2 separate regions of the Mus musculus genome follow, and region 2 is linked to region 1. The links are chromatin loops, found by intact Hi-C in ENCODE. Cell type or tissue: left cerebral cortex. All regions are shown on one strand. Links, peaks and the distances in the headings refer to the core of each region. The heading gives the core; the rest is flanking DNA.

The links. A loop is a pair of places that touch in the nucleus more often than their neighbours do. Peaks named below come from ENCODE experiments on the same cell type or tissue, not always from the same donor. Only the 100,000 strongest peaks of a DNase experiment are listed, where the experiment ranks them.
Region 2: a loop joins it to region 1, with 7 times the contacts of the local background. A loop is called at or near these places in 2 of 42 quality-filtered maps.

The regions. Positions count from the first base shown.
Region 1 is chrX:151,516,235-151,527,683 of GRCm38, forward strand. Phf8 (PHD finger protein 8) reads left to right here and starts at 4,438. Exons shown (of 22, transcript NM_001113354.1): 1 at 4,438-5,203; 2 at 6,154-6,342. The coding sequence starts at 6,245. In left cerebral cortex, for the core only: a CTCF peak has its summit at 4,372; DNase peaks (open chromatin) are centred at 4,371, 4,878, 5,342, 5,789 and 1 more place; H3K4me3 peaks cover 3,289 bases; H3K27ac peaks cover 2,096 bases.
Region 2 is chrX:151,127,268-151,138,716 of GRCm38, forward strand. No RefSeq gene overlaps it. Among named protein-coding and RNA genes, the nearest start is that of Tsr2, 36 kb to the left of the region's middle. In left cerebral cortex, for the core only: CTCF peaks have their summits at 3,404 and 5,707 (motif pointing right); a DNase peak (open chromatin) is centred at 5,720.

The sequences.
Region 1 (11,449 bases), core at 1,103-9,102:
GGGTCCTGAACATAGGCTATCCCAAAAGCTGTAGCCTGTATGTGGGATGTCTTCTAGTCGGGCTGTCTTGTCTGGCCTCAGTGGGAGACTTGAAGTGCTAGGGTGTGGAAATACCAAGAGGCTCCACCCCCTCAGAGGAGAAAGAGAGCAAAGGACTGTGTGTGTGGGGGGGGGGGCAGTGACCAGGAGGGGACAGTGAGCAGGATGTAAAGTGAATAAGTAAAAATAAATAAATAAATTAATTAATTAAAAAAAAACTTGCTGGCTGTTCTTACAAGACCTGGGTTCAACTCCCAGTAGCACAACGTAGTTCACAACCATCTTCAATTTCACTTGCTGGGCCTCTGACAGTCTTCTCTGACTTCTTCAGAAACCAAGCTCACACATGAGCACAGACATTCATGTAAAACAAAGCACTCACACACAAATAAAACTAATATAATTTTTGCCTGGGCAGAAGTGGTACACACCATTAATCCCAGCACTCAGCAGGCAGAAGTAGGCTGATCTCAATAAGGTTGAGGCCAGCTTGGTCTACAGATCAAGTTCCAGAACAGCCAGGGCTACACAGGGAAGCTGTATCTCAGAAAAAGAAAAAGAATTGTTGACTGTGTCCTACAACAATATATGGAAAGAAGGAGCATGAGTTAGAGGCTAGCCTGGGCTATATAATGAGTTTGAGGTCATCTTGGTTATACAGTGAAACTCTGTCTCAAAAACCAAAACAAAGGCTGGAAAGATGGCTCAGTGGTTAAGAGCACTGACTGCTCTTCCAGAGGTCCTGAGTTCAAATCCCAGCAACCACATGGTGCTCACAACCATCTATAGTGGGATGCCCTCTTCTGGTGTGTCTGAAGACAGCTACAGTATACCTACATATAATAAATAAATCTTTGGGCCGGAGTGAGCAAGGCTGGAGTAAGAAGGAAAAAACAAAACAAAACAAAACAAAACAAAACAAAAGAATGGAAGAAGAGCTAAAAAGGAAGGAGGAAGAAAGAAGAGAATGCTGATTCAGTGAGTTTCATACATATGCCTTGTTTTTTTTCGAGACAGGTTTTCTCTGTGTAGCCCTGGCTGTCCTGGAACTCAGAAATCCACCTGCCTCTGCCTCCCAAGTGCTGGAATTAAAGGCGTGCACCACCACTGCCCTTAACATACTCCAATTTAAAACTACATTTTATTTGTCTCTACAAAACCTGTTTTTTTCTGTATACCCTGGCTTAGTCAGTGGTACCATCCATGCACTCATTCTGAGGCTAAACTCAGAAATGAACTCCTATCTCTTTTCCTCATTCACTTCAGCTTTCAATTACTCCTAAAGGTCTGATTCAGCCTCCAAAATATCCAGATTACCAAACTATTTTCTGGCCCCACTCACTATCTTGATATCTTTTCTTCTTTTTTTTTCCTCCAGTCCCCATCCCTGATTCTTTGTAAAGTTAAAAGGCTTAAGCTGCAAGTATTGTCATCTTGCTATGCTGTCACATGGCTATGTGTTTTATAAAGTCTGCAGTTTAGTCAAACTGTTCATTTCCACTGTGAGCCTCATCATAGTTTTCTTTATGTTAGTGGGTATTAGAGAAACCTTAGAAAAATTTGAGGTTCATTCAAGCATAGTGGCCCATGCCTTTAATCCCAGAACTCCAGAGGCAAAGGCATTCAGATCTACATGAGTTCAAGGCCAGCCTGGTCTACATAGTGATAGTGAGTTCCAAGACAACTAGAACTACATAGTGAGACCCTGTCTCGAAAGAACCAAAACAAGACAAAACAAAACAAAAATTTGAGGTTCACCTAATAAGTTCATTTGGGGTTATATTTAGTTTGTTTAGCTAGGACATTCATATGTAGCACTGAAATTATCTCTAAAAATATTCTTACTGCATTGCATGTCTTTGAAGCCAACTTTAGTATTAACTGATCTATAACATCTCAAAATATGTTTCAGGTCCTAATAAAATTGCACACTACTCTGGCTAAGGTGCAAAGACAGTTCAGTTACTAGAGAGATAACTCAGTAGTTAAGAGTGCTTACAACTCTTGCAGAGAGTTTGGGTTCAGTTCCCATGACCCAAGGCAGTTGTGATGGTTTGTATACACTTGGCCCAGGGAGTGGCTGCATTAGAAGGTGTGGCCTTGTTGGAGTAGGTGTGTCCTTGTGGGCGTGGGCTTGAGATCCTCACCCTAGCTGCTTGGAAGTGAGTCTTCCACTAGCAGCCTTCAGATGAAGATGTAGAACTCTCAGCTCCTCCTGAACCATGCCTGCCTGGATGCTTCCATGTTCCTGCCTTAATGATAATGAACTGAGCCTTATGAACCTGTAAGCCAGCCTCAATTAAATGTTGTTCTTATAAGAGTTGCCTTGGTCGTGGTGTCTGGTCACAGCAGTAAAACCCTAAGGCAGTAGTTCATATCTCCTCCTCTAACTTTAGTTCTGTGGGATCCAGAACCCTCTTCTTACCTTTATACAGTCCTGCACACATGTGGTTCCCATATATACTCTCAGGCAGTTGTGGTCCCTCCCCCATTTTAAAATTTTCAGTAGTTTCTTATTCCTTAAAAGATAAAATCTAAACTCTTGCATTTTGTACTATAATAGCTCTTGATTTAACTTCTTACAGTATGACTCCCCATGCGCCTCCATGCATTTGTGCACCTCAATTTTTGTCGTTGTTTTTGTTTTTTTGTTTTTTCGAGACAGGATTTCTCTGTGTTCAGCCCTGGCTGTCCTGGAACTCCCTCTGTACACCAGGGTGGCCTTGGACTCACAGATAACTGCCTGCCTCTTCCTCCAGACTGCTGGGATTAAAGGCCTATGCCACCATTGTTCATGAACCTTATTTTTGTATACAGTAGTATTAAACTTTGTTTTTGAGCTGTGATTTCATGTATCCCAGGCTGGCCTAGAACTTTTGTAAATAAGGATGACTTTGAACTTTGGGACCTCCTGAGTACATGGGCTACCACCCAAGGCTTATGCAGTTCTGAGAATTGAACACTGGGGGTTTGTGGATGCTAAGCAATATCCTACCAACTGAGCTGTATTGAGGGCCTTAGCAAATCTTTATATATCCTCTTAGACTCCCTGCAGCATAGCTTACAACAGCAAGCAGCCCATGAGGCTTAGCTTATTTTACTCTTCATTTTCTTTCCTCCCTTTTTCCTTTCTTGTTAAAGTTGTCACTCTCTTGCCCCATTCTCTCAGATGGTTTTTAAAGAGTTCTCCACCAGATAATAATCACAGCACTCAAGAAGCCGAGGCTGAGGTGGAAAGGAAAGGAGAAATGAGGAAACAAGAAGAGGGAAATTATTTTTCTCTGACAAGGACACTTTTGTCCCTGTATATGTTTGCCAGAAAACTGTTTTACACATATTCTTTTTTTCCACGCCACTCTTCCTCTTTTGGTAAGAAAATATTTTTTTCTAAAATTTCTTTATTTTTATGTTATGTGCTTTGGTGTTTTACCTGCATGTGTGTCTTATGTGAGGGTGCCAGGCCCCCTGTTACAGACAGCTGTGAGCTGCCATGTGGGTGTTGGGAATTGAACTAGGTCCTCTGGAAGAGCAGCCAGTGCTTCTAACCTCTGAGCCATCTCTCCAGTTCCAGAAAACAACTTTTAATACAGTTTATTCTATAAAGTAATGAGATCCTGCAAGAAAGTGATACAGCAAGAGAACTAGGGATATTTCATTAATGTCTGAAGAAAAAACAAAATCAAACAGTGCCACCTTAAAGCAGTCAGAAAATCCTGGTACAGATATATGGAAAGCCGTGAACTGATTTTTGCTTCTCATGGAATTGAACCTGCATGGTTCATGACAGAGACCCTGGGAAGAGCCTGCTGGGGGAAAGAGGTTTTTTTGTTTTATTTTGTTTTTTTTAATTCCCAGGCTCTCAGATCACTTTCCTTCTCTAAACCTGTTTCTTCATTTGGTGATAATCGCAGTTTTTTTCCTCTCACAGAGTGAAAGATTAAATGATAACTCCAACCGTGGGAAAAGGACCTCGTCCACTATCAGGGCTCAATGGACAGGAGCCTATCCCCCAAGGCTGAAACCCGCCCCCGCAGCCCTATGTAACACTTCTGCCGCCCGGAGCCACGGACCTCACCTCCTCTCGGAGGAGGAGACTAGCGAGGGGCGGCGAGTGCTAGGGGGGCGGGCGGAGGAAGGTGCGGGTTTGGCTTTTTTTTTTCCAACTCCGTGTTTACCCGGGGTTACGGAAGACTTACGCTCCAGGCCCCACTCAAAATGGAGCCAAACTACCGCCTCGCCTAAGATGGCGGCTCCTCCGCCTATCAGCTCAAGGTCTTATGCGCCATTGGGCCACCTAGACGAGGCGCAACATCCTAGGCTCCCTCAAGGTGTCGCCCCGCCCCATGACGTCACGCAAGAGCCGCCGGCTTGACGTGCCGGGCTCCACCTTCACCTCCCGTGCCCGAGCCTCGTAAGATGGCGGCGGGCTCGTCTCTTTCCCAGAACGCCGCCACTCTCAATATGGTAGCTGTTTACCATATCTCTCCACCCCTCTCCGCCTCAACTGCCTCGCGATTTTGAATAAACTTTATTGATTGCTTTGAATCTCCTACAACCCCCCGAGAGTGGCTTCTCCCGGCGACCTCTCCGGCGGTCTTTCTCCAGCCGCCGCAAGCCTGTCTCGCGAAGGGGGCAGCGACAAAGCCACTTGCCAGTGCGCCCGGCGGCCCCGACCCCGACCCCCAGCCCCGGCTGAGACCTCGGTCTCTAGAAGGCTCTGAGGGCCAGACGGTGGGAGGGCTGAGGTGGACACTGCCCGAAAGCCCCGTCAGAGCCCGGGCACTGCGTGACGCGGCATGTGGTTTCTAGGAGAAGGCAAGTCAGCTTCACAGTTTGGCAGCGGCAATCCCAGCATTCAGCGCGCGCCGCCTCGGGCCGGAACTGCCCGGCCAGCCTGTGCTTAGCGCAGAGCTGGGTTGCCCCGGAGCGAGCCCAGCGGCAGGCGAGTCTCTGGGGCTGAGCTCTGTTCCCTGAGGACTTGCCCCCTGCAGCCTCGGGCATGAAGAGAGCTCTGTAGCGTTTGGGACCGTGGACATTTTTTATCAGGTTTGGGGCATAAAAAAGGTTCCTGTCAGTGTGTGTGTGGGGAGGCGTAGAGAGCTCCTCGTAAGTTTTGGGGGCTGCAAGCAAGCTGCGTTCTAATTTAAGACGAGACGTCTGTCAGGTGAGGGGTCCAGCCGAACCCTCGGCGGTCGGAGGGGATTGCAAGGCAATGCCTGCCATTTGGAGCTGTGGAGGGGAAAACAAATTCTTCGCTTAGTTTCGCGGCGGCGAGGAGATTCTAGTGGGTTTCCTGGGGCTTCGAAGAGATCCTTTTCAGTGTCAGGGGGGGAGATGAGCTCCCTGTCAGCTTTGGAGTGGAGGACGAAATTGCGGTTTATTTCATTTTGGAGCAGAATGAGACTCCTTACTGCTCGGGAGGGAATGATACTGAGAATGACGAAAAGGATCATTTAAACTCTCCCAACGCGATCCCAGGACTGTGATTTGAGTTGGGTGCCTAGTCTTGTTTGTCTTGTTCCCGAAGGCTTTGGGGGGTGGGGTGGGGGGGCGTAATTCGGAATAACCTGCGGAGACCTTCAGGGATTTCCGCATCTCTGCTTCTTCCTATTTTGGGGGGCTAGACAGGGTCTCTGGTCTCTCCCTCAGCTTCCCTCTTCCCAGCCTCATCCTTTATGCCGCGGTTTGCGTCATAATAAAGGGAGCTGAGAGTCCTGGGAAGCAAGAGGGCAGTGAAGAGAGGGGGTTCAGTGAGGGATTAAATAAGCTTCCCGAAAGCTTTCAGATATTTACATGAAACCCGGAAAGAAGTTGTCACTGACTTCAGGGCCAAAGAAGGTAGGGGTCTGGGGGAGGCGTTTGGAAGGCAGGGCAGAGCAGATAGCAGAACGTTCTTGCTGTTCTTTCCAAGTGAAAGAAATCCTGAAGGGTGGGTGGACTTTCTCCACTTAACTCCTGCACTCTCACCAGCTGTGTTGAGTCCTGGCTCGGTTACTCCCTTTTTCAGAACTGGAGGTTGGTACCCAGGGGGTGGGGTGGGGGCGGAGACACGGAACGATTTGGAAACCCGGGGCCGGAGGAGTCACTTGGTAAAGAAGTGTTGTTTGTGTCTAGCCATCGTCTAGAGAAGGCGCTTGTTGCTGCCTTCAGACCCAGTAAAGCTTCAAAACTGGCACGGCGCAAAACGATCCAACCCCCTGTGAAGATGGCCTCGGTGCCTGTGTATTGCCTCTGTCGACTGCCTTATGATGTGACCCGCTTCATGATCGAGTGTGACATGTGCCAGGACTGGTTTCACGGCAGGTAAGAAGGGCAGGCCAGGCTGGTCAGGGAGCATTGGCCAGGTGTGTTGTTTTCACTTGCTCTCTCCTCCTCTCAGCCCTGTTTTCTACCTACTGCTCAGAAACTAGCCCCTCCGTCAATTTACTAGACCTAGGTTTTTCTATCGCTCCTTGCCCAACAACTAGGTCCTAGCTGACAGTGGTCTGTGGTTTCTCTCTGTTTCCCTATGTATATTTATTGTACTTTGTGTATGTACATGAATATACATATATATGTATATATATGCATACGTATTTGATTTTCTAGCTGCGTTCTAGCTACAAAGAAATTATCAGTTGTATGGTTGTGTTTTCCCTCGTATCCTGGCTTTGGGGGAGGCAGCACTGCATTTTTGAGATATCTGAGTTTAAGAACATGGATTTCTTTGTAACTTACTATCAGTGGCCTTGGCCAAAGTTGCTTTTGCTTCTGTGAGCCTCACTTACAAATCAATACCTCTTTCATAGCTGTAAAGCAGTTTGCTTGCATTCTATAAATGGATGCAGAACCAGAAAAATATTTTATTTCTGTGCCGTCTGCAGGACTGTCTAACTACATTAAAATTAAAAGACGTAGGGTAAAACAACAGGACAAATGCACCTGTCTGTCACCCAGGTTTCCAGTGAGATTAGTGTATATAATAAAAATCAAAATATTATCCTATTACTGAGGGAATTTGTATACTGGAGTTTAATAAAAAACAGTATTCGGGACCATTCTCTTACTATATAAGTTCTAGAATGTTAAGTTGTCAATTTTTAAAGGAGCTGTTCCTGTTATACTCAAAAACAAAGTAAGGGTGGGGTCAGTGGGTCTCATGTTCAAGGCCTGCCTGAGCCAGTTCAAGGCCAGCATGGCAACTTAGCACGATTCTGTCTCAATAATAATAATAATAATAATAATAATAATAATAATAATGTAAAGAGCTTGGGATATAATTCAGTGGAAAGCTCTTGCCTCAAAATATCAAAAAAATTAAAAAAAAATTATTTAATCTTATAGTTGCACATATGTCTGTTACTTCCTAGAGGTAGAGATACCTTTTCTGTTTCTTTTTAGTATTTCTAGTGCTAAATATGCAGTAGATATTTAGTACAGTTTTGAATAAATAAGCAAGTCATAATGAAAAAAACTTATTTCACTATGGCCCTTAGTTTGGAAGTGTGTATGATATCTCTTTAAAAGGGCTTTTGCTCACAGTGTAGAAATCTGAAAACACAACAGGAATGAATGTTTCCTAACTTCTTACCCTGTGTCAGACTCCATAACTGACATTCCATAAATTATTTTGTCTGTACCCAAGTCTGAAAGTTCAAATTTTTCTTCTACTTGTGCGGGTTTCTGTATCCGGGTGTGTACACATGTATGGAAGCCAGAGGTCAGCCTCAGGCTTCCAGGCCTCAGTCCTCAGGAACCAGCCATCTTGTTGGTTTTTTTTTTTTTTTTAGCTAGGGTCTCCCCGTGGCCTGGTACTTTATAAGTAGCCTAGGCAGGTGGGCCAGATAGCCGCAGGGATTTTCCCATTTCTCTCCCTACCACTGGGATTATATGGACTTGAATCTTTCTTACATATGTTCTGGAGATTGAACTAAAGTCCTCATGTTTGCCTAGTAAACACTTTACTCACTGAGCCTTCTCCCCAGCCTAAAAGTTACACTTGTGGGAGAGCACACTCCTGTGAGTATGTATGTGTATATGCATCCATGTGTGCACATACGCTTGAGGAGCTATCAGGTAGCTTTCTTTACTGCTCTCCACCTTATCTTTCATGCCAAACCTGGAGCTTGGCTTAGGCTAGCTGGCTAGCAAGCTCCAGAGATACATTTGTCTGTTTGCCCTCATTGCTAGTGTTGCAAGCATTTATGGCCATGCTCAGTTTTATGGTAGTTTTGGGGATTTGAACTCAGGCCCTCTTACTTTCATAGCAAGCTGAGCCATCTCCCTAGTTCCTGAAAGTTAGATTTTAAAGTGTGAGTGTGGGTGCGTGGGGGGTGGCACTTGTGTGTACATAGCATGTTATGAATGTGGAGATCACAAGACAACTTGGAGGAGTCAATTTTCTCCTTGCACCATGTAAGACCAGGAATAAACTCAGGTTGTCAGGCTTGGTGACAAGTACCACCTAGTGAGGTATTTCATCGGCCCAACCCAGATTTTTTTTTTTTTTTTGGTTTTTTGAAACAGGGTTTCTCTGTACAACCCTGGCTGTCCTGGAACTCACTCTGTAGACCAGGCTACCAGGCTGGCCTCGAACTCAGAAATTTCCCTGCCTCCGCCTCCCAAGTGCTGGGACCAACCCAGATTTTTAAAAGAATTAATTTTTTTTAAATGGGCTTTAGGGCATAGGCCTGTAATTACAGTTACTTTGGAGACTGAGGAAGGGGATTGCAAAGTCAAGGCTGGCCTATGCAAAAAAAAAAAAAAGATTTTTTTTCTTATTATATAGGTGAGACATGTCCACTATAGAAAATACAAAAAAAAAAGAATAATAGAAGGAAATAAAAAAGTCATCTATGGGTCTGTTGGATACAATTCACTGTTAATTTTTTTGCTGCTGCTGTATTAATTCTTGTTCTTTGACTTAAAACATATGTTTTTATAGGTTGCGATTATATTATAAATACTATTTTGTGATCTCCCTCAGTCCACACCCAGCATTTTAATGTGGGTATTTGCCAGGTTGTTAGAAAAAATCTACAAGATTTCTTTTCTTTTTTTTTATTAGATATTTTCTTAATATACACTTCAAATGCTATCTCAAAAGTCCCCCATACCCTCCCCCCTGCCCTGTTCCCCTACCCACCCACTCCCACTTCTTGGCCCTGGCATTCCCCTGTACTGAGGCATATAAAGTTTGCAATACCAAGGGCCTCTCTTCCCTGTGATGTCCAACTAGGCCATCTTCTGCTACATATGCAGCTAGAGACACAAGCTCTGGGGATACTGGTTAGTTCATAAGTTCATATTGTTATTCTACCTATAGAGTTGCAGACCCCTTCAGCTCCTTGGGTGCTTTCTCTAGCTTCTCCATTGGGGGCCCTGTGTTCCATCTAGATGACTGTGAGCATTCACTTCTATATTTGCCAGGCACTGGCATAGCCTCACAAGAGACAGCTATAACAGGGTCCCTTCAGCAAAATCTTGCTGGCATATGCAATAGTGTCTGGGTTTGGTGGCTGATTATGGGATGGATCACCGGGTGGGTAGTCTCTGGATTGTCCATCCTTTTGTCTTAGCTCCAAACTTTGTAACTCCTTTCATGGGTATTTTGTTCCCTATTCTAAGGAGGAATGAAGTATCCATCCATTAGTCTTCCCTCTTCTTGATTTTCTTGTGTTTTGCAAATTGTATCTTGGGTGTTCTATGTTTCTGGGCTAATATCCACTCATCAGTGAGTGCATATCTAATGACTTCTTTTGTGATTGGGTTACCTCACTAAGGATGATATCCTCCAGATCCATCCATTTGTCCAAGAATTTCATAAATCCATTGTTTTTAATAGCTGAGTAGTATTCCATTGTGTAAATGTACCATATTTTCTGTATCCATTCTTCTGTTGAGGGGCATCTGGGCTCTTTCCAGCTTCTGGCTAATATAAATAAGGATGCTATGAACATAGTGGAGCATGTGTCCTTACCGGTTGGGGCATCTTCTGGATATATGCTCAGGAGAGGTATTGCTGGATCTTCCGGTAGTATTATGTCCAGTTTTCTGAGGAACCTCCAGACTATCTTCCAGAGTGGTTGTACAAGCTTGCAATCCCACCAGGAGTGTTCCTCTTTCTCCATATACTCGCCAGCATCTGCTGTCACCTGAGTTTTTGATCTTAGCCATTCTGACTGGTGTGAGGTAGAATCTCAGGGTTGTTTTGATTTGCATTTCCCTGATGATTAAGGACGTTGAACATTTTTTCAAGTGCTTCTCAGCCATTCGGTATTCCTCAGGTAAAAATTCTTTGTTTAGCTCTGAGCACCATTTTTTTAATGGGGTTATTTGATTTTCTGGAGTCCACCTTCTTGAGTTCTTTATATATATTGGATATTAGTCCCCTATCTGATTTAGGATAGGTAAAGATCCTTTCCCAATCTGTTGGTGGCCTTTTTGTCTTATTGACAGTGTCTTTTGCCTTGCAGAAGGTTTGCAATTTTATGAGGTCCCATTTGTCAATTCTTGATCTTACAGCACAAGCCATTGCTGTTCTGTTTAGGAATTTTTCCCCTGTGCCCATATCTTCGAGGCTTTTCCCCACTTTCTCCTCTATTAATTTCAGTGTCTCTGGTCTTATGTGGAGGTCTTTGATCCACTTAGACTTGAGCTTTGTACAAGGAGATAAGAATAGATCAATTCGCATTCTTCTACATGATAACAACCAGTTGTGCCAGCACCATTTGTTGAAAATGCTGTCCTTTTTCCACTGGATGGTTTTAGCTCCCTTGTCAAAGGTCAACTGACCATAGGTGTGTGGATTCATTTCTGGGTCTTGAATTCTATTCCATTGATCTACCTGTCTGTCATTGTACCAGTACCATGCAGTTTTTATCACGATTGCTTTGCAGTACAGCTTAATGTCAGGCATGGTGATTCTACCAGAGGTTCTTTTATTGTTGAGAATAGTCTTTGCTATCCTAGGTATTTTATTTTTCTAGATGAATTTGCAAATTGCCCTTTCTATCTCAGTGAAGAATTGGGTTGAAATTTTGATGGGGATTGCATTGAATCTGTAGATTGCTTTTGGCAAGATAGCCATTTTTACGAATGTTGATCCTGCCAATCCATGAGCATGGGAGATCTTTCCATCTTCTGAGATCTTCTTCAATTTCTTTCTTCAGAGACTTGAAGCCCTTATCATACAGATCTTTCACTTTCTTAGTTAATCACACCAAGGTGTTTTATATTATTTGTGACTATTGTAAAGGGTGTTGTTTCCCTAGTTTCTTTCTCAGTCCATTCATCCTTTGTGTAGAGAAAGGCCATTGATTTATTTGAGTTAATTTTATATCCAGCTATTGCACTGAAGCTGTTTATCAGGTTTAGTAGTTCTCTGGTGGAATTTTGGGGGTCACTTATATATAATATCATATCATCTGCA
Region 2 (11,449 bases), core at 1,602-9,601, 390 kb before region 1:
AGCGCCCGACTGCTCTTCCAAAGGTCCAGAGTTCAAATCCCAGCAACCACATGGTGGCTCACAACCATCCGTAACAAGATCTGACTCCCTCTTCTGGTGTGTCTGAAGACAGCTACAGTGTACTTGCATATAATAAATAAATAAATCTTTAAAAAAAAAAAAAGAGTTGCCTTGGTTGTGGTGCCTGGTTATAGCAGTAAAACACTAAAACAGAAGTGTAAATCAAATCGACTCTGTGATTCCATCTTACACCAAACAGAATGGCTAAAGTCAAAATCAAAAGTGACCGCTCATGCTGGTGAGGATGCAGAGAAAGAACACTTCTCCACTGCTGATGTGAGCGCAAACTTGTACAGTCACTGGGAAGTCATTGTGGTGGTTCCTCGGGAAGATAGGAATTGATCTACTTCAAGTCCCAGCTATTGAATTCTTGGACTATGCCCAAAGATCACTTCATCTTATCTCAAGGACACTTGCTCAATCATGTTCATTGGTGTTCTCTTCATAATAACCAAGAATTGAAGACAGCCTAAATGTCCTTCAACAGGAGAATAGATAAAGAAAATGTGGTACATTTACACAATGAAGTGTTACTCAGCTTTTTTTTAAAAAAAAAAAATGGCAGTCAGGAGTGGTGGCACACGCCTTTAATCCCAGCACTCAGGAGGCAGAGGCAGGTGGATTTCTGAGTTCGAGGCCAGCCTGGTCTACAAAGTGAATTCCAGGACAGCCAAGGCTATACAGAGAAACTCTGTCTCGAAAAACCAAAAAAAAAAAAAAAAAAAAAATGGCATCATGAAATTCATAGGTATGTGGATGTAACTAGAAAATAAAATCATACTGAGTGAGGTATCTGAGACCAAGAAAGACAGATATAGTATATATTTACTTATGTGTGGATATTAGCTTTTACATAAATGATAACTGTGCAATCCATAGAACCACAAGGAGAAAGTATAGAATAAGGGATTGGGAGTACAGATAGATCCTGTTACAAAAGGGGAAAATAGAATAGGTAGTTATGGATGGGTAGGGGAGCAGCAATGGGGAGGATCATGTGGGGAGAGGTGGGAAAGGAAGAAGGGGACAAGTGAGGGAATATAGGGAGAGACAGCTAAAATTATGCATCATTTGAGGAGTAGTACAGAAACATAATACAGTAGAAACCACCTAAAATATATACATATATGAGGCTGATCTAAATTAAATCACCAAAAATGGGGGGAAGACAGAGCTTCAGCTGGCCGTCTCTTATCACCAAATGAAGCTTCCAGTACCAGGATTGAGTTATATCTGTTTTGTTGGCCAAAAGGGTTCCATGAGAATCCCTAAACAACCCATACTTCTGACAAAAACACAAACTGACAGCAAGGCCCTATTGCTGAAGGCAACACAACACCTACACACCCCATTGAGCATGGAGATGATTCACTGGTGCCTATGTAGAGCCATCATCTCTACATTCTAGAATTTTTGTATAGGAAGGTACTCAGCATGCAACCAAAAGAGTAAACACCAAGCCAGCCATAGCCCCTTTCATCATCTGCAATAGTGGTATGCATGCAAGATATGCTAGACCAATGGTGGCACAAAGTTTGTGAGAGTAACCAACCAATATCACTGCTCGAGTGACCAAGATCCAAAGACTAGATATCCCAGGGACCTAGCATAAAACCAAATAACATTTTTCTGGAAAAAAAAGTGTTAGGAGCAGGTGTGGCGGCAGTCCTAAAGGCGCCAGAGACTGTAGCTAAGTCATATGACTTGCACCTGACTTCCTCATATAAGACACAAACATCTTGAGTGCTGCGCAGGTGTACCAGGATACTGGTGAATCCATTTTGATGGAGATATGCCCCTGCTGCCCTGATTAGCTGAAGCTGCGTGCCTGGTGAGGTGGCGTGGCCTGCTGTGCGTGGATGGGAACTGAGAGTATAAAAGAGTGAGAGGCCCAGGGTTCAGGGGAGATATAAAAACAAGAGAGATATAAACAAGAGAGATATAAACAAGAAGAAACAGGACTGAATAAACGTGTGCAGAAGGATCCTGTTGCAGCATCGTTCTTCCTGGCCAGTTGAGCGCGCGCAACAAAAAAGTAGTAATAAAATGACTTTTAGTGACATTCTGCAATATTCTTAGATCAGTGCCTTATTCAGCCATCATTAGAGAAGCTTCCTCCTGCACAAATGAGAACAAATACAGAGACCCACAGCCAGACATTACACAGAAATAAAGACCTTGGAACATTCAGTCCTAAATGGATGTCTCCATCAAATCCCTTCCTCAGGGCTCAGGGAAACCTGTGGAAAAGAACGTGGAAAGAGTATAAGAGCCAGAGGGAATGGAGGATGCAAGGAAGACAAGGCCATCTGAATCAGCGGGAGAAAGTGAATATGAACAAAGCTCACAGAGACTGAAGCAACACACACAAGACACCTCTGAGTATATATTAAGCTTTTCAGCCTAGAGTAGCCCATGTATGCTCTTTTGGTCGTAGCTCAGTTTCTGGGAGCCCCCAGTTTAGTATTTTTATGGGATTCCTGAGTGTGTAAATTAGTGGATATCTTGATTCTTGTGTCTTCTCTTTTTCTCTTTTCCCTCTGTTAGTTTGTTTTGTCCAACTCTGATGTAATAAGTGTGCTTTATCTTAATATAGATATATTTTCTATATGATATGTTATATTATATACAATTACATATATAAATTATATGTAATCACATAATTATATACAATTATGCACAATTATGTATATAATCACATATAAAATATAAAGTAGATTTTATGTATGTAATATTCAATTACATAATATGTGAAATATTTATTAAAATTATTTATTTATTTATATCACAAATGCTGCCCCTCCCCTCCCCTTTGCCTCTGAGTGGGTAGCCCCCACCTCTGGTATCCCCCAGTCTTGGTGCATCAAGGGTTAGATGCATCCTCTCCCACTGAGGCCAGACAAGGCAGCCCTCTGCTACATATGTGCCACGGCCTCTGATTAGCCCCTGTATGCTCTTTGCTTGCTGGCCTAACCTCTGGGAGCTCCCATGGGTGCAGGTTAGTTGACACTGTTGGTCTTCCTATGGGGTTGCAATCCTCTTCAGCCCCTTCAATCCTTCCCCTAACTCTTCCATAGGAATCCCCTAGCTCAGTCCAATGTTTGGCTATAAGTATCTGCATCTGTCTCAGTCAGCTGCTGGTAGAGCCTCTCAGAGGACAGCCATGCTAGAGTCCTGTCTGCAAGCACAACATGGCATCAGTAATAGTGTCAAGGGATTGGTGTCCACCTATAGAATGGACCCCAAGTTGGGCCAGTCACTGGTCCGCCATTCCTTCCGTCTCTGCTCCATCTTTGTCCCTGCACTTCTTTTAGACAGAACCAATTTGGGGTTGAAAGTTTTGTGAGTGGGTGGTTTTCCTTATCCCTCCACTAGGGGTCCTGTGTGGCTATTGGTTCCATATTTCTACTGTTGGGCATTTCAGCTAAAATCATCTCCATTGACTCCTGGGAGCCTACTTCACCCCAGGCTCTGGAACTTCCTAGAGAATACCCTCACCCCATTCCCCACCCCCTCCCCGGCAGCTGAAAATTTTCATTCATTTTCTTGGCACTCTGGGCCCCTCCCCATGCCTGATTCTGCTCCCTCTATTCCCCTTGCCCTCCCCTCTCCCACCCAGCTCCTTCCCTCCCTCTATCTCTCATGATTATTTTGTTCTCCCTTCTAAGGGGGATTCAAACATTTTCACTTGGGCCTTCCTTCTGTTTAACTTCTTTGTGTCTGTGAGTTGTATCATGGTTATTCTGAATATTCTGGCTAATATCCATATATCAGTAAGTACATACCATGCATATCCTTTTGGGCCTAGGTTACCTCAGAATGATATTTTCTAGTTCATCCATTTCCCTGAGAAATTTATGATGTCCTTGTGTTTAATAGATGAATAGTATTCCATTGTGTAAATATACCATATTTTCTGTTTCCATTCTTTGGTTGAGGGATACCAGTTTCTGGCTATTATAAATAAGGCTGCTATGAACATGTCCTTGTGGTATGGTGGAGCATCTTCTGGGTGTATGCCCAGGAGTGGTATAGCTGGGTCTTCAGATAGAACTATTTCCAATTTTCTAAGAAAACCCCAAATTGATTTCCAGAGTGGTTGTACCAGCTTGCAATCCCACCAGCAAGGGAGGAGAGTTTCCCTTTCTCCACATCCTCAACAACACATGCTGTCACCTGAGTTTTTGATCTTAGCCATTCTGATTGGTGTAAGGTGGAATCTCAGGGTCGTTTTGATTTGCATTTCCCTGGTGACAAAGTATGTTGAATGTTTCTTTAAGTGTTTCTCGGCTATTAGAGATTCCTCTGTTGAGAATTCTCTGTTTAGTTCTGTACCCCATTTTTGATTGGATTATTTGGTTTTTTGAAGTCTAACTTCTTGGGTTCTTTATATATTTTGGATATTAGCCCTCTGTTGGATCAAGGGTTAGTGAAGATCTTTTCCCAGTCAGTAAGCTGTAGTTTTGTCCTATATAATTATATAATATATAAAGTGTTTATAAAATATTTTTTTAAAATTTTATTTATTTTATGTATGTGAGTACACTGTAGCTGTCTTCAGACACACCAGAAGAGGGCATCAGATCTCATTACAGATGGTTGTGAGCCACCATGTGGTTGCTGGGAATTGAACTCAGGATCTCTGGAAGAGCAGTCAGTGCTCTTAACTGCTGAGCCATCTCTCCAGCCCCTTATAAAATATTTTTAAGAGATGGATCACTTCATAAAATGGAACCATACTTGACACTGTCAATGAGAACAAGAACCTGAGACTAGATAGGCCATTGGCTTTGGGGAAAAACTTACTTTGTTCTTCTGAATGAACATAGGAATACTTCTAATGACATATTGCTATAACTATAGATTAGTACATCACTCAGCTCCCATCAAGGAAAATACTTCTTGCAGTAGATAGCAATTAACACAAAGACCCACAACTGTATAACATAGAGAGTGAGACCGTTTTATCACCCAGTCCTAAATGGGATGTCTTTATCAAAACACATATGCACCTATGAACTTACAGAAATTGTGGCAGTATGTATAAATATGTTGACCTGACAAGTTCAAACTTGAAAAAAAAATCCTAGCATAGAGAAGTAGAAATGGATACAAAGCCTCATCCTTGCTAAGAAGCCATTTGCAATTGATAGCTGATGTAAAGGAGAAAATAAAATCAGTTTTTCTTTTTTTTCTTTTTTCTTTTCTTTTCTTTCTTTCTTTCTTTTTTCTTTTTTTGAGAGTTGACACGGGATACTTCAACCACACTCCAAAGCAGGTTACATGCAAGGAATAGTCAACACAAACCACACTCCATGGCGTTTTACTTGTGTGTTATTTTTGTTGGTTTTGTTTGTTTGTTTGGTTGGTTGGTTGGTTTTTCTGAGACAGGGTTTCTCTGTATAGCCCTGGCTGTCCTGGAACTCACTCTGTAGACCAGGCTGGCCTCGAACTCAGAAATTCGCCTGCCTTTGCTTTCCAAGTGCTGGGATTAAAGGCATGCGCCACCACGCCCGACGGTTTTGTTTGTTTTATTTTGGTGTGTGTGTGCTTTTACTTTTTATTTTCTTTGGTTTTATTTATTTATTTTTTTTAGACTTAATTTTGGTAGATGAGTGCTCTATCTGCATGTACACTTACACGCCAGAAGAGGGCATCAGATCCCAGTATAGATGGTTGTGAGTCACCGCGTAGTTATTGGGAATTGATCTCCAGACCTCTGGGAAAACAGACAGTGCTTTTAACTGCTGAGCCATCTTTCCAACCCGATTTTACATTTTAAAGAGAAAAAATAAAAAAGAGAGTGAAAAAGAGAGAATGAATATGAAGTGGTTGGGTACGGAGAGATCTGTGAGAAGTTGACGGGGGGGGGGGGGGGGGGGGAGGGGCGGGGCGGAGGGGCATGGGGAATTGGACCAAAATGCACTGTATGAAACGTTTTTAAGTAGGAAATAAGATGAATAATTGACACATACAATTTTTAAAAATAAAATTAATTATTTTGTATGTAAAATGGGCTACTAAGACAACATTTAAAACTTGTAAGTTGTGAATTGCATGGAAAAGTTTGCAAAAATCATCTAAAGCAAACTTTTTATTTAAAAATAGAATACATAAAATTATATGAAAATGTGTCCATATGTGTAGAAGGCAGACTGGAACGCTAGACACCAAACTTGAACCTGGGTTGTTTTGTAGTAGTGCATCACACTCCTTTTCCTCTCTTATATGCTCGTAATTTTCAAATTTTCTATAATAAAAACATACTTATTTTTTAAGGTAGAAAGTAAAAACAGCTTAGCAATACAGCATTTATATTGTATTAGTAATCTAGAAATGATTGCTTGAGAGCCTTTAAACAAGGTTTCACATTGGTATGGGGCTCACTATGTGTGAGCTCTAACTCTGGCAGTTCATCTGCCTCAGTCTCCTGAATGCCGGGGATGTCAGGCGTGATCCACTACGCTTGGCTCCTCTGGATTCTTTAAAGTGCAGGAGGTGAGCTCAGCAGTAAAGCCTTAGGTCAGCAGACTTAAGGTCCTGGGTTTAATCCCCAGTGCCACAAACCAGGCAAATTTTATGTTATGTGTATCTTGTCACAATGAAAAATGTGTTTAAAAGCAGGGCTGGTCTACAGAGCTGCTAATGGTGCCTGCCATATGGGACCTCATTTGCTCTTCTCTCTCTCTTTTTCTGTTTTCCTAGCATATCACCCCTGGAGCTTGATAAGATAGTGTTTTTTTCTGCCTGGAATGTTCTTCCCACCGTTTGTCTAATGTTCAATGTACCTTTCACAGGGCCAACCTTCCTGACACTAAAGAGCAGTTTGGAACCAATTGTCCATTCTCAAGCTTACCTTGCACTTTTTCTTTCCATTGTTTGTCCCAGTTAAATACTTGTGGAATCGATTACTGCTCCTATCTCTTAGAATGTCAGCTGTACAAAGACAGAGATCCTCTGCTCTGTTTACTACTGCGGCCTTATCCTAAAGCAGTTAGATAATAAATATTTGCTCATTGTCTGAATGGGTGATCTGCTTTGCTGACTCAAGAGTTTCAGATTCCGGGGCTGATCCTGTAGCTTAGTTAATGGAGTGTTTATCTAGTATGAGCAAAGCTTTGGGTTCCATCTCCAGCTCTGGAGTGAAAAGTGTTCTCACAGCTACGATCTATTAGTCTCAGCCTGGAAACCTGACTTTGAAATCATGGTGGTACACACTTATAATCCTAGTACTCCCGGGGCTGGGGCAGGATTGCAAATTGAAAGTCAGACTGAGATGCATGCTGATTGTCTCAAATTTAAACAAAATAATAATGCACAGAGATGATCTACCTCAGAGCTAGGTGATAAGCAAACTGTAAACTCAAATATGCCAGCAAACCAAGAAGTGCTGTTCAATTAATTTAGAGTGGCTATGTGGTTGATTAGAGAAACAGCCAAGATTGATGGAACATTTAAGTGATTTTTGATGATAAAATAAACCATGGGATTTTTCTCCCTCTCTCTTTTTCTCTCTTCTCCCTCCTCCTCTTTTCTTTCTTTCTTTTTTTTTTCAGAAAGACTAACCACAGAGCCCAGGCTGCTGATAGTGGAGAACACGTCTTAGTAATCTGAATATTCCTGACTCTGCCCCTGCATCTGTCAATGTTCTTACTTCCAAACAGCAGAAACCCACTCTGGCTAGGTGGTCATTGAAGTGCTAGCAAGTGCTTGTAGCAGCCATGTGTGAGGTCCTGCAGAGGAAGTAAGAGAAAGGTGGGGGCAGAGTGGTTGACTTAAACGTCTCTCCTCTGGGCTTGTATTCTCTTTGTTGGCTTGTTTGGTTTTTGAGACAGGATCTCACTATGTAACCTTGCCTGACCTGGTGCTAGATATGTGTAGACCAGGTTGGTCTCAATTTCACAGAGATCTGCTATCTCTGCTTTCAGAGTGTTGGGATTAAAGGTGTTGGCCACCATGCCTGGCCCTGTTTTTGTATTCTTTGCTCCTGATTCAAGGATACCTTCAGATCATAAACTGGTTCCTCTTAGCACACCAGAGAGAAAACAGGTAGTATCTTGTCTCACACCTATTACTTGGGAGGCTGAGGAATGGGCTAAAAGACAAGATTCTAGGTAGATAGATAGATAGATAGATAGAAGATAGATAGATAAATGAAAGAAAAAGAAAACAGAAATCCATACCGGTATGGTGTTTTACACTTTTAATTTGTGGGATACATTTAGAGAAAAACAAACAAACAAAACTCAGCCATCCACCACCACCACCCATACAAAAAAAGGGGTGGTGACACAGGATTTTAATCCTAGCATTCTGGAGGGAGAAGCAGGCAGATCTCTGTAAATTCAAGGCCAGCCTCGTGTCAACAGAGTGAGTTCCAAGACAGACAGCTAGGGTTACACAAAGAAACCTTGCCTCAAAAACCCCAAAACCAACCACCCAAACAAACAAAAAAAGGAAAGGAAAGTGAGGCTGGAGAGATGGCTGCACTTAAGAGCATTTTTTTAGTTGTTTGTTTTGTTTTTCAGAGGACTTGGGTTCAGTGTGCAGCACCAGAGTATGGCTCACAATCATCTAGAGGATTGGAAGTCATCTTTTGATCTCTGTAGGCCCAGGAGTGGACATAGTGGGCATGTGCAGGCAAAGATTCATACAAATAAAATAGCTGTCCCCTGAGAGGCTGTGCCAGAGCCTGACAAATACAGAAGTGGATGCTCTCAGCCATCCAATGGACTGAGCACAGAGGCCCCAATGGAGGAGTTGGAGAAAGGACTGAAGGATCTGAATGGGTTGCAGCCCCATAGGAGGAACAACAATATGAACCAACCAGTACCCCCAGAGCTCCCAGGGACTAAACCACTAACCAAAGAATACACATGGAAGGACTTATGGCTCCAGCTGCATATGTAGCAGAGGATGGCCTTGTCAGTCATCAATGGGAGGAGAGGCCCTTTGGTCCTGTGAAGGCTCGATGCCCCAGTGTAGGGGAATTTGAGGGCAGGGAGGCAGGAGTGGGTGGGGGAACACCCTCATAGAAGCAGGGGAGGGGAATGGGATAGGAGGTTTCGAGAGGGGGAACCAGAAAGGGTGATAACATTTGAAATGTAAATAAATAAAATAACCAATAAAATTAAAATTAAAAAAAAGGGAGAAGGAAAGAACAGAAAGGGGGAAAGGCATGTTTTGAGATACAGAAGTGTTTTTTTTTTCTTTTAACTTCTCAAAAAAGAAAAAAAAGTTCAACATCATTAGCTGTCAAAGAAATGCAAGTTAAGACTACATTGAGATTCCACTTTACTCTAGTCAGGATAGCCACCATCAAGAAAACAATGAATGCTGGCAAGGTTATGGAGCAAGAGAAACATGTATGGATTGTTGGTAGAAATGTAAACTGATACAGCCACCATGGATCTCAGTTTGGGAACTCATCAAAAAGTTGCAAATAGAGCTATCTTATGACGCAGCTACACAATTACTGATTATACCCAGGAAAAATCTGCGTCAGCAGGCCATGGAGATACTCACACTCCCATGCTTTCTCAACAGCCAATGTACGGAAACAGATGCCTCTCAAACAGATAAAGGAAATGAGGGCCAGGAGCTGCCCCAGCAGGTAGAAGCCCTGCCATCAAGATTAATGACCTGAGATAGTGCACCTGGAGCCACAGGGTACAAAAAGAGGACGAACTCCCCCAAGGTGTCCTCTGACCTATACATCTGTGCTGTGGGCACGTGTTTGAGTGCATACACAAGCTCACGAGGAAAACAACAATTTAAAAAATGAGTGCTCTAGTCGGCTGTCACTGGGAAGAGAGGCCCCTTGGTATTGCAAACTTTATATGCCTCAGTACAGGGGAATGCCAGGGCCAAGAAGCAGGAGTGGGTGGGTAGGGGAGCAGGGCAGGGGGAGGGGTATAGGGAACTTTCGGGATAGCATTTGAAATGTATATAAAGAAAATATCTAATAAAAAAATGAGTGCTCTCTCTATTTATCTAGATGTAAGTTTTAGCTATCCACAGAGAAGAATGAGATTACGATATTAGCGAGAAATGGGTGGTATTGGAAGTCATTGTGTAAGCTAAATAAGACAGGCCCAGAAAGACAAATATCACTTATTTCTCTCCTATGCAGAGTCTGGATTCATATGTACATACGTGTATATATACATGATGTGAAAATAGAAAAGGAATAATGAGAGGGTAAAAGGGCTCTAAAGGGAAGGGTAAGAGCGTAATGGAGGGAAGAAAGAAAAGCATCCCATTTCCTTACAGATGAAGGATCTAGATTTAAGTGTATATACACGTGTTCATGTATATGACACAAAGGCAGTAGCAGGACTTTTTGGAGAGCAGTGAGAGGCAGGGAGGGAGGATAGGGGAAGGTAATGGGAGTGGGTATGAGCAACATGTGCTGAGATATATGTGTGAGGACGCCATAATGAAGCCCATTATTGTATGCCAACTGTCTTAGTTAGGGTTTTACTGCTGTGAACAGACACCATGACCAAAGCAACTCTTATAAGGACAATGTTTAATTGGGGCTGGCTTACAGGGTCAGAGGTTCAGTCCATTATCAAGGTGGGAGCATGGTAGCATCTAGGCAGAGCTGAGAGTTTTACATCTTCATCTGAAGGCTACTAGTGGAAGACTGACTTCCAGGCAGCTAGAGTAAGGGTTTTAAGCCCATTCCCACAGTGGCACACCTACTCCAAGGCCACATCTCCTAATAGTGCCACTCCCTGAGCCAAACATATACAAACCATCACACCAACTAAAAACTTAATTTGAACAAAGGAGAGAAAAGTCTTGGGAAAAATCAGATAAAATGTGTGTGTGTGTGTGTGTGTGTGTATGTATGTATGTATGTTGCACATGTGAGAGTGCATGTAGAGGCCCAAGGTCAATGTCAAGACTCATCCTTCAACATCTTCCCACCTTAACCATTTACTGAGTCTCCCAGTCAAACTCAGAGCTCACTAAAATGTCTAGTCTCTGGCAAGCTTGCTTTGGGAGTTCCCTGTCTCCATCTTCCAAGGTTGGCATCACAGGTGGGGCACCAAGCCCGCACATATTTATGTGGGTTTCTGGAGAGCTAAAATTTCAGTCTTCTTGTTTATAAAGCAACCAGTTTAACTACCAAGACATCTCTGCAGTCCATTTCTATATATTTAAATTTTTAAAATTTATTTCATTATATTATGTATATAAATGTTTGCCTGCCTGTGTTTATGTGTACCATGTGTATACTCACAGAGACCAGAAGAAAGTGTCAGATCTCCTGGAGATGAAGTTACAGAGGGTTATGAGCTGCCATGTGGGTGCTGAGAATCAAATTCCGTTCCTTTGAAGAACATGTAGTGCTCTTAACTGTTGATCCATCCCTTGCGCC